2 separate regions of the Homo sapiens genome follow, and region 2 is linked to region 1. Evidence: read pairs that join two places in POLR2A ChIA-PET (ENCODE). Cell type or tissue: GM12878. All regions are shown on one strand. Links, peaks and the distances in the headings refer to the core of each region. The heading gives the core; the rest is flanking DNA. Region 1 has its middle 8.5 kb from the start of LINC03004. Region 2 holds the start of LINC02539 (long intergenic non-protein coding RNA 2539).

Region 1 (5,380 bases), core at 261-5,260:
AAGGTGCTAATCTGCTCTTTAGCAAAATTTGTAAAGGTTTATAAAAGGCTTTTGCCTCTTTAAAATTTCTGAGTCATCATTTTGGCAAAATAAATAATTTATGGTGACCTGGAATACTGTTTTATAACATCAAGTGTTTTAAACCTCTAACAAATTTAACAGGCTTCCCAAAAATCAAACTTTGGTTCCGAAATTGTCTTTCCTGACTCCTGGCTTTTCAGATACTTCAGAGGGCCCCTGGAGTGTCCAGAAAAGAGAGGTAAACATGTTTAGGTACATGGGACTGCCAAAATGATGTTCAATATACTTTAGGTAATATTTTTGTGAGTAATGCTAGCATATGCTCAAAATTATATGGGATTTCTACAATTCTAATGTCTGAGTATATGCTATCAATCATAATTAAGGTTGGTATGTTAGGTTATTGTAAATCACAGAGATAACCAAACTTCTTTGTCAATTGTGTTTCTAACTGTAACTACCCTGGACATTTTGTTATTCACAGACAATGGTTGTCTTGTTTTAATGCTTTTCAAAAGATGGTTTATACTGAGCTATAGAACTTTGACAGGTCCTCTCAAATACAGGTTTCTGATAACTTTGGAGATTGTAACATTGGAATAAAGGAAAAATGTACATGACTCATGAAGAGCTGAAGTGTTCATGAATATCAAGCAAAACTAGAACTAATGGACTGAACTCAAAACTGAAACAATCTTTTTAACTTTTGTTGGAATATTGCTGATCCCCGTTTTGTTTTTCAGGGTTAAGAAAACTTATTTTGAAGTATTTACAGCCTTTAATAACTGAGTAAGCTATACTCCTGTGAACAAAATTTGGAGCCTATTTGTCTCTCTCTCTCTCTGCCTGGTTCCTCTAGAATTTGGAAACTATCTGTGAGTATTCTTAACTTATGGCAATATAGTTGTTTGCATCAGTGCAGTAAGAATCCATTTTTCTTTTGCAACAGGATGCAAGTGGAGAAACCAGTTGTTTTACCAAGGGTTTGATTATAAGGGTATGCTTCTCTTTGAGGAGTCAAGCTTGACTTGCAGAGCTGATAAAACCCCGCAGGAAAAACTGTCCTCATACCCTTGTCTACGCAGTCCCTGTACAGGGTTCCTGACCTGTGATCAGTAAAGAATGTCACTTTCTAACTGGCCAAGGATCTCCAAGTTTATCTTGGGACCTTAAGAGGAATGGATCACCCAACTCACAGTTATTTGTGGATATAAAACCATGGTTGGGCTTGGCTTTAAAAGATATCATCTGAGATTCCTTGTGGAACAGAATTCCATCAAAGCCAATCTAAAAGGTCTATGTAGAAATAGTTATTCTTGCTGCAATTTATGCAAATAATCAGGCCATATATAAAACTAAAGTCTATTTTTGCAAACAACTCAGTCCTATCAGACACAGTGCAGGTGAGCATGGCTAATTCCTGCCGATTAAGCCAAGCCTTCCATTTCATGGATAAGGATCATGCTAGTATCCATGGTATAAATGGGGTCTAGTGAATTCCAAGGCTGCTGATGTAGGGGAAAAAGAGACATAGATAAAAGCAGATAATTCCTATTCTCTAGGCCTTCCCTTCTTCATGAGTGTAAGCTGCTTTGGCACCAATGGGCAGCACCTGCCAAGGTTGCTGGGACTTGGGGATGCAAGGATGGAGGAGGGAAAGAGGATGTTCTTCTTTTTCTCCCTCATGTATCCTGGTATTTGCTAGGAAAAGAAGGGAACCAGGGACACCTGTTCTGCTCTTTCTAGGTGGGTAGCCATTCATCTTCAGTCTGTATCCCTTTCAAATGCATCTTGAATCCGTGGGACTCCTTTGGAAAAAAATGCTTTCTTCTTTCCTTTTTCCTCCTCTGTCCTCTCCTCATTGATGGGTAATTGTGTCTCTGTACTATGGGACACTCCCCTCAAATGCATTCTCCAAACTGGGGAAAGTTAATTTCCCAAACCTCAAACTGGTTGGCTTAGGACAGGGCTCAGGTGAAGGGAACCCAGAAGCCCAACATGCTGGCAAAAGGGTAAAGTTTTTTTCACCAGTTGGGCTTTTGGCCTCCCGCTCCCTGTGCAAACTGGTAAAAGGCCTCAGAATTTTTAAGTTGTCCTTAACCCGCCCCCCGGCCCCGGCCTTGTTTTATTTTGATACATATTTTCTAATAATCCAGTTTTTCTCTTCTCCCCTTCAGTCCATCAAACTCCAAATGGTCATGCAACTGGAGCCTTGGACAATGGCCCATTCTGCCAGGCTCCCTTAGATAGGCCTCTGAGGGAGCTCTGATGGCCATTTTCCCCAAAACAATGTCCCTTGTCAGTAGAAAGCAGTTAAGATTGGTCTTTGATCTTATCCTTCTTTTAAAGGCAGTTAGATGTACTTCTTCAGAGGGGGAATGAGACAGCCAAATAGGAGAGGGACCCAGAAAAACTCCAACCGGTCTGCACACTGGGAGGAGTGCGCACTGGCATGGAGCTTCAGGAAGTTCACGCTGTTTGCAAGAGGGGAGCCTGGCCTCTCCTCATCCGGTGTGGCAACCTGGGTATTCAATCTGAGATGGGGCCTGTTAACAGGAACCTCTCTCTCTTTGCTGAGTTTTTTTCCTTTCCACCAAAAAAACCCTGCCCTCCTCAAATTGTCTGCAAGCCTAATTTTTTGTGTTCATGTGACAAGGACCCTGTCTTTAGCTGAACTAAGGAAAAATTCCTACAACAGCGCCATCCCCAAATTCCTGGGTTTGGCTGGTGATAAGAGGACATCAGAAAGGACATCAGAAACATAAGTGATAGCAATATAACTTTCTGGAATAAAACACTTTCCAGTACAATAAGTAGGCTTTCCCAAGTCTTTGTTATACCACAGTGGCCTATAAGGTTTCTTGTTGTTGCCCTCAGCTCCTGGAAGAACAGAATCATTCTTGTCAGCTTTGCTTGTAATTCTTTCTCATTATGTCAGTTAGAAAGACAGGTGCTGTTTTAGTCAGTTGCTGGATGTGGCTGGATGTGGCTGAGAATCAGCTGAGATGGTTGCAAAGAGCCCTCAACTCAAAAATATATGCAGGTGACTCATGACCCTGGTCACTCTCTAGCTTCTGGAAGAATTTGGTGGATCTGTTTCTTTGCATGTAAAACAAAGAAAAATGATACTTGCATACTTCTCTGAACTTTCTCAGAAAGTTCTGAGAAAAGTGACTTCATAGTAAGATATTTTGAATTTGGTATGGAGGTGGTCCACCTGTTCATAAAAGAAGAAAGATTGTACAGATAACACATTTCGTCTTGATGTTGGAATTTCTATCTGACTCATTATTTAGCTTTGTATTCATAGTTTTGGTTCAAATGTTTACTTAGCATGCAATTATGAGCTTAAGGTGTCAGGAAGGCTACCACCCAGAATAAGCTAAGACTTGAAAAGGATACAAAACTCAATATTAGGAAAATGTGAAGGGAAATTACAATGGGGGTTTTAAGTTTTATTTGAGCAAGAAGAACAAGGAAGCAATTTGCCTACTGCCTGGAGCAAGTGAGGTAATGTTGACAGATATCAGACAGAAAGCAGATCATCCCCAGTTCAGTATTTTCTGTAGAGAAGGCTGTTCAGAGAGAGAAAGGTAAGTCAATGGAAATCCAAGATTTGTTGGGAATTTTTGGAAAATATAACACTAATCAAATGGAGCCTATCAAATGTAGTCAGTTCTCTGTGGCTCAGGCACATTAGAGTGAAAACAGAGAGAAGTGGTTTCTTAACTGCCAAAAATGATCTTTTAGTAGCACATAGAGCAAGGGAGATACTCAAAAAAGAAAAAAAGTAGCACATAACATATTGATTTGGACTCTGCAGACTATAGATCAGCAAGACTGATATTGGTATTAGATAAAATTCTAGGGAAATGTATTAAAAGGATGGTCTGTGATGTAATGACATGGTGACCCTGGGGAGACATAATGATTTCTGGGAGGGAGCATCTGGTTCATTAGAGCACGTGCATCTGGACAGTGCTCATTGCCTTGACTGATGGGTTTACTGGAGAAGTAACAGCAGTGAATAGAGATTTAGCATGGCATTGACCTAGAGTCCCATGACATCCTTGCAGACAGTGGGGAAAATATGCCTATGTTGATGGGTATGAGTTGCTTGCACTGATGTAGCTCTAACATGCAGGTTAAAGGATCCTGGTTGGAGGTCTCTCATGGTCAGACTCAGCACTGAGACTCCCTCCTGTTCCACATTTTCACAGCTAACTGAAGGGGATTTATATGGTACAGAGATCACATCTGTGGGTGCTGATGAAAAGCTGACATTTGCGGTAGGAAGGAGGCTATACATATAGAAAAAATTTTACACCAGTGTGACAGAATTAGAATCCTCAAAGGGCTTTTACAGACTAGCGTGACGGACCCAATCTAATCTGTTGTCTAGGTCTCAGTTTTCTCAGCTGTGAAATGGGGGATCGTGAGATTATCATTCCCATAGGATTGCTGTGGAGATTCAATAAAATAATGGATTAAATGACAATGCATTTAGCCCCACACATAGGCCATGTTTAGCGCTCAGCTATTATTTTCTTTGATACAACTACTAATATAGTTACAGGCAATAAGTAAAACCAAACAAAAGGAAAAACCAAAAAACTCCAGACTTAGAGTCAAAGATCAGCTTCACATATACAAAACCAGGAAGGTGTAACTTAATGGAAATTCATGGGACAAATATCTAAGTGTTTGGACTGACCTTAAGCTCCATGTGAGCCAGAGTGTATCTAACTGTCACTAACATTGCATGTGTGACTTGGATTGCCTACCAGAATTTGTGTCTAGAACAAGAAAAGTAGCAATTTCATTTGCCTATTTGAAGCTCTTTCCAAGGGACCTCTCACCAGAGGGTCCAAGTCCAGAGCTGGGCCACTAACCTTCAGGGAGTCTCATCCCTGGCTGCAAATTAGAATCACCTGGGGAGCTTAGATGACTACCAATGTCTCTGAGCCCTAACCCAAAACAACTAAATCAGAACCCTAGCCACTGCTTTAAATTAAATATTGACCATTAGGAGCTTTTCCTTTAGAAATGTATCCAGGACAGTGATGGGATTTGAAACTCAGCTATCTAAAAAGTGATTATGCAAATATCCAGGATTTATTTAAGAAAGGTGGATGTGTGCCATTAAACAACTGAAGGGCTGAGATGTAGAAGCTAAGATTTACTTTTCCTGTTTTGAAAGGGCAGAACTTGGACACTGCATGAATTAAAGGAAAATAGATAGGTATTAATTTAAAAATAATATTCCAAACTACTAAATTTGCTAGAAAATTAAACGAGTTGTTTTGAGAAATAATTAAATTCCTATGATTGCTGGTGTTCAATGTTTTCCTGACTACTT
Region 2 (5,380 bases), core at 320-5,319, 84 kb after region 1:
TAGAATATTTTATATGGTTGACCACAAGAAGACAGTGATGATAAAATACTGCAATTACCCAACCATAACTTTAAGAGAAATCCTCTCATGTTCAGAACTCGGTATAATTCATTAATAATATCCATCAATATCTATGAATATAAGAAAACAGAGGCACTTACCCAAATGAGTAATTTTTTTAAAAGCCACCATCTACAATATCGTATTTCATTGAATCCTCACAAAAATTTTGTGATATATGGCTGAGACTTTAAACCCATTTTGGGATAAGAAACTGAGATCCAGAAGGGTTAGGGCACTTGCTTAACGGTACACCACTTGTTAGTAGCAGAGCTGGGATTTGCACCAGGGTTGTTCCAAATTCTAGTCCAGTTTCTTCCTAATATACTAGGCTGTTTAACTCAGATGATGGCCAGGCTTACTAAGACCATTATGCTCAAAAATTTTAAATAAATATAAGAATCTAGGTAACAGACAAGTTCTTCCTGTGCAGTTGGAAAAGTAACTTCGTCTTAGAAGCACTTATCCTTTTGAAAAGATGACCTTGTGAATTACGTCAATGTTGCGTCAATTGTGTAGGACTCATGGTCAGTAGGAGAGAAAACTGATATGTGAACAAACCTAGTCATGCTGGGCCTTCTCTATTTGTTTCCAGCTCTCCTTTCCATCCTTCCCACCTGCTCTGTGCTCTAGGAGGCTGACCTCTATTAAATGAATTCCTTCCTCACTCTCTGGGGTTTGCTTCAGCCATGGAATGTCTTTGCAGGGGCCAGCGAGTGGGAGAGGAGGTTGGGTTGGACTGTGTGCTTCCCCTCCCTGTTGCCTGCTGGTCCAAGAGTTGGCAGTCACTGCATTCTTCCCCAGAGACAGCAATTTGTCTTCACCTTCAGCTTGCTCCTGCTCTGTCCCCTGCCTCTCCCCCTCCCTTTTGCCCCAGTAGCTCCACACTCCCTTTACCCCTTCTGCCAAAGAAGAGCCTGAGACAAAGGCTTGGGTGCAGGTGATCTATTTGGGAACTCAGCTTAGAGAAGAGGAATGAGGGGCAAGAAGAGTGAACAACAGGGAGGTTCAAAGCCGACAAGGATGAATTACTGAGTTGGCCATTGCTGTTGTCAATGGGTGCTTCATTCCTCAGAATCTTCCGTGGAATCTTATGAAATACACCTCAGACAGTCTGCTAGGGAGGAAGACAAGGAATGTGCACCAGTTGCCTTCCGCCCCTCATTCTTTAAGAGAAGCGCAACCCCACTGATTCACCCACATTTCCAGGTTGCACATGCCAGAAGGCCAGGCAGGGTCCCATAGGCATAGGCATCCCAGCATCAGGGAGGGCCTAGGGCAGGACCTGAAGGCACCATGGAGCAGGCCATTGGCAGCAGCCCTGACGGTACAGCTCTGACAAGGGGAAGGGCAGCAGGATTGGGGAAAATGGAGCCCTGCCACTGTTACTGGGGAAGGCTTCACTGCCCCTAGTTTGCTTGACTTTTTACTTAACTCTGACACTCATGGAAACAGTTCCTTCTTTAAACTCTCCTCGAGTTCCCCATTCGATGGGATATCTATTTTGTGTTAAATCCTGCCTGCTTTACTAGCATTCTGTATCTTTTCAACTATTCCTTCAAGACTCTTCCTCTCTTTTCCTCATTATTCTCTATCCCCAAACAATAACACCTCATGGTTTTATGCTTCCCTCTTTACCGGGTTGGGGAATGTCCCCGAGAATTCATGTTCTTTCCAGGATCTCAGAATGTTATCTTATTTGAAAATAGAGTTATTGCAGATGCAACTAGTTAAGATGAGGTCATCTTGGAGTAGGATGAGCCTTTAATAAAATACAACCAGTGTCCTTATAAGAAGAGAAGACACACAGAGACAGAGACACACATGGAAAACAGCTGGTGAAGACAAAGGCAGAGACTGGAGAGCGGCCTCTACAATCCAAGGAAAACCAAAGATTGCCAGCAATTCCCAGAAGCAACTCCCAGAGGCTAGAACAAAGGCATAGAACAGACTCTTTCAAAATGTCCAGAAGGAACCAACCCTCCTACATCTTGATTTCAGACTTCTGGCCTCTAGAACTATGAAAGAATAAATGTCTGTTGTTTTAAGCCACCCAGTTTGCGGTCATTTGTTATGACAGCTCTGGGAACCACGTACACCTCCCCATCAAGGCCCTCCTTCCAAGTCTCACGGGAGCCTGACAAAGACCCATGTTTCATTTTCTCTCAGTCCATCAAAACTTATCTGTCGTGGGTTTATCCTTCAGAGTCACAGCCTTTGCCAGGTGACAGTGGGTGAATAGACTGTCCTTGCTAATGCTTTAAGCAGCTAACTTGATGACTAGCAACACAATATACCTCTTTTCCTTCCAAAAACTGAACTCTAAGAAAACAACAATGACAATGTATCTCTTCCAGTTAAACTCTGCTTAAGGAGGCTCTTTAAGAACGCTTAATGCCCAGGTAATGGAGAGTGATTTGGGCAGCTCCTCAGAGCACACCCTGCAGGCCACCTGCTGTCCTTACATTCTTAGCTTGAATGAGGGGCTCAGCCAGGGTGGAGTCGTGCTGGAAATCTAAATGCCTGTCCACCTGTTAGATATCCCAGCAGGAACTACACGGGAACCAGGACTGCTGCAATGCAACCCATGGAGAGATGAAATCCCAGATCAGCTAGCCCGGTGGGGAAACAGAAACCACACTGGACGGGAACTGTTTTCCCGTAAGTGCAATCACCTCTTGCTAGGCACTTGTTGATCATTCCCCACCTTTGTTTCTCCCTCACCTTCCTTTGAACCGCTTTTTGCCACAGATTCACTCTACCCAAGGAAAAAAAGTCAAGAGCAAAAATATGCAGCTTGTTTCTTTGGGGTTTTTTCCTTTAATATGGTTCTCTAGATGATGTACTTTATCAGGCTAACATGAGGCTTTACATGCTATGGGTGTTTTGTTTGTTTCTTATTATCGTCTGCAAATGGCAGAGAGTGGAGCTGACCTTTAGCACCTCCCTGCTAGACTGCTCTGCCACCACCAAGCATGGACTTTGGAGATGAGCATGCCCAGGCTGACTCTAGCTCTCCTACTAACTGATGACCCAGAGCAAGTGAATGAGCGTCTCAAAGCCTGTCTTCTCACCCAAGAACTGGGAATAAGAATGCCTCATCATAGTTGAGTGTGAGGCTTAAACACATGACTGTACTTACGGCCCCATGCAGAGTGGCAGGTATATAGTAAAAGTTAAGATCCCTTCTCAGAATGACTTCTTACTTAAGTTCTATTTTAAATCTCACTTTGCCTGGTCATCTTAACTCCAAGGTGTCTCAGCCTGTTTGGGCACTAATTGTGCATCAACCATTTATATACTTTTTAAATTGATTTTCTGTTTTGTCTCCCAAATTTAAGCTGGGACCACAGGTATACACCACCATGCCTGGCTATTTTTTTGCTTTTTTTTTTTTTTTTGGAGAGATGTTGTTTCACCATGTTGCCCAGACTGGTCTCAAACTCCTGGGCTCAAGCAATCCACCTGGCCTCTCTATGTGCTGGGATTACAGATGTGAGCCACTGTGCCCAGACTGAAAAATATTAATAGTAACATTCATGAGCCCATTCTGTGTGTCAGACACCATGCTAAGCACTTCACTTACCTAACCCTGACAACAACAAACTGAGTTAGGATATTAACCTCATTTTAGGAACCTAAAGGGTAAACCTTACTTTAGACAACTAGTGAGTGGCAGAACCAGAATTCACAAGAATGTCTGTCTCAATTCTAGCATCAGCTCTCTTAAACAGATGATGTCAGGCACATAGTAGGAACTCTAAAGTAATCAAAAAAAAAAAAAAAAGGCTGGACACAGTGGCTCACGCCTGTAATCCCAACACTTTGGGATTACGAGGCAGGCAGATCACCTGAGGTCAGGAGTTCGAGACCAGCCAGGCCAACATGGTGAAACCCCATCTCTACTAAAAATACAAAAAAAAAAAAAATTTGCTGGGTGTGGTGGTTCGCACCTATAATCCCAGCTACTTGGGAGGCTGAAGCAGGAAAATTGCTTGAACCCAGGAGGTGGAGGTTGCAGTGAGCCAAGATAGCGCAACTGCACTCATGCCTGGGTCTCAAAAAAAAAAAAAAAGAAAAAGAGGGTGAGGGGGTGTCTCGCTATGTTGCCCAGGCTGGTCTTGAACTCCTGGTCTCAAGTGATTCTCCTGCCTCGGCCTCCCAAAATGCTGGGAGTATAGGCATGAGCCACCATGCCTGGCCAGAACTTTATAGTAATCTTTAAAAATTATAAACAGATCCTGATCTATCAGATACCAAAGAAGACATAAATATGCACTTAATGACAAAGCTTATTTGAAAAAGACATGTATCAAAATCAAACGTATTCCATGATTATTTTTTAAATGTATTATTCTTTTTCTTTTTTCTATTAAATTCTCTCCAGTTAGGCTTATCCCTGCCCTTCCACTGAAATCGAACTTATTAAAATTATTCAAGACCACCATAGTACTAATTCAGTGGTCACTTCGCAGTGAGTCCTCTTCTTTTTCTTGGTCTCTCTGCAGAGCCAGATGTGGGCATTCAAGCCTTCTTTGAACTTTCTTCACTTTACTTCCAGAACACCATGGTCTCCTGGGTTTCCTCCTATCTCACCAGACAGCTCCTTTGCTGGCTCCTCTTCTCCTAGGCCTGTTATAGTTGATGTGTCCCTGGATGCAACCCTTGGCCTCTTCTGTATCTACACTCACCCACTGAATGATCTCATCCAGTCTGTTCTGCTCTCATATAACATAGTGTTTGTAAAAAAAAAAAAAAAAAAAAAAAAAACTCTGTGCCATGCAAAATACACACGGTAACAACCAAAGGTCTTATGCAAAAAATGTGATTGGGGCACAACACTTAAAAATGTCAGCAACTGGCCGGGCATGGTGGCTCCCACCTGTAATCCCAGCACTTTGGGAAGCCGGGGCAGGCAAATCACTTGAGCTCAGAAGTTCAAGACCAGCCTGGGCAACATGGTGAAATCCTGAATCTATTAAAAAAAAAATGCAGAAAATTAGCCGGGTGTGGTGGCATGCCCCTGGAGTCCCAACTACTCAGGAGGCTGAGGTGGCAGAATCACCTGAGCCTGGGATGTCGAAGCTACAGTGAGCTGTGACTGAGTCACTGCACTCCAGCCTGGGTGAAGGAGAGAGATCTTATCTCAAAATTAAAAAAAAGAAAGAAAGAAAGGAGATAACCTGATAAAAAGAATGGCACAGTTTCATACATATTAAATGGTTAAAAAATGAATAAATACTACAGTAAATCTCATAGTCTACCTTGACAAAGACCGGAAATTTGCTTGGGAAGGATTGCAGCTTATGAGTTAGTGTAA

What was found. ChIA-PET counts read pairs that join two places held together with the same protein. Peaks named below come from ENCODE experiments on the same cell type or tissue, not always from the same donor. Only the 100,000 strongest peaks of a DNase experiment are listed, where the experiment ranks them.
Region 2: POLR2A ChIA-PET joins it to region 1 with 10 read pairs; 2 of 35 experiments call an interaction of 5 or more read pairs at or near these places.

What each region holds. Positions count from the first base shown.
Region 1 is chr6:137,654,422-137,659,801 of GRCh38, forward strand. No RefSeq gene overlaps it. Among named protein-coding and RNA genes, the nearest start is that of LINC03004, 8.5 kb to the right of the region's middle. In GM12878, for the core only: no CTCF peak of the experiment used is centred there; no DNase peak of the experiment used is centred there.
Region 2 is chr6:137,738,548-137,743,927 of GRCh38, forward strand. LINC02539 (long intergenic non-protein coding RNA 2539) reads right to left here and starts at 490. Exons shown (of 2, transcript NR_121619.1): 1 at 162-490. RefSeq lists a silencer at 2,478-2,527. In GM12878, for the core only: no CTCF peak of the experiment used is centred there; no DNase peak of the experiment used is centred there.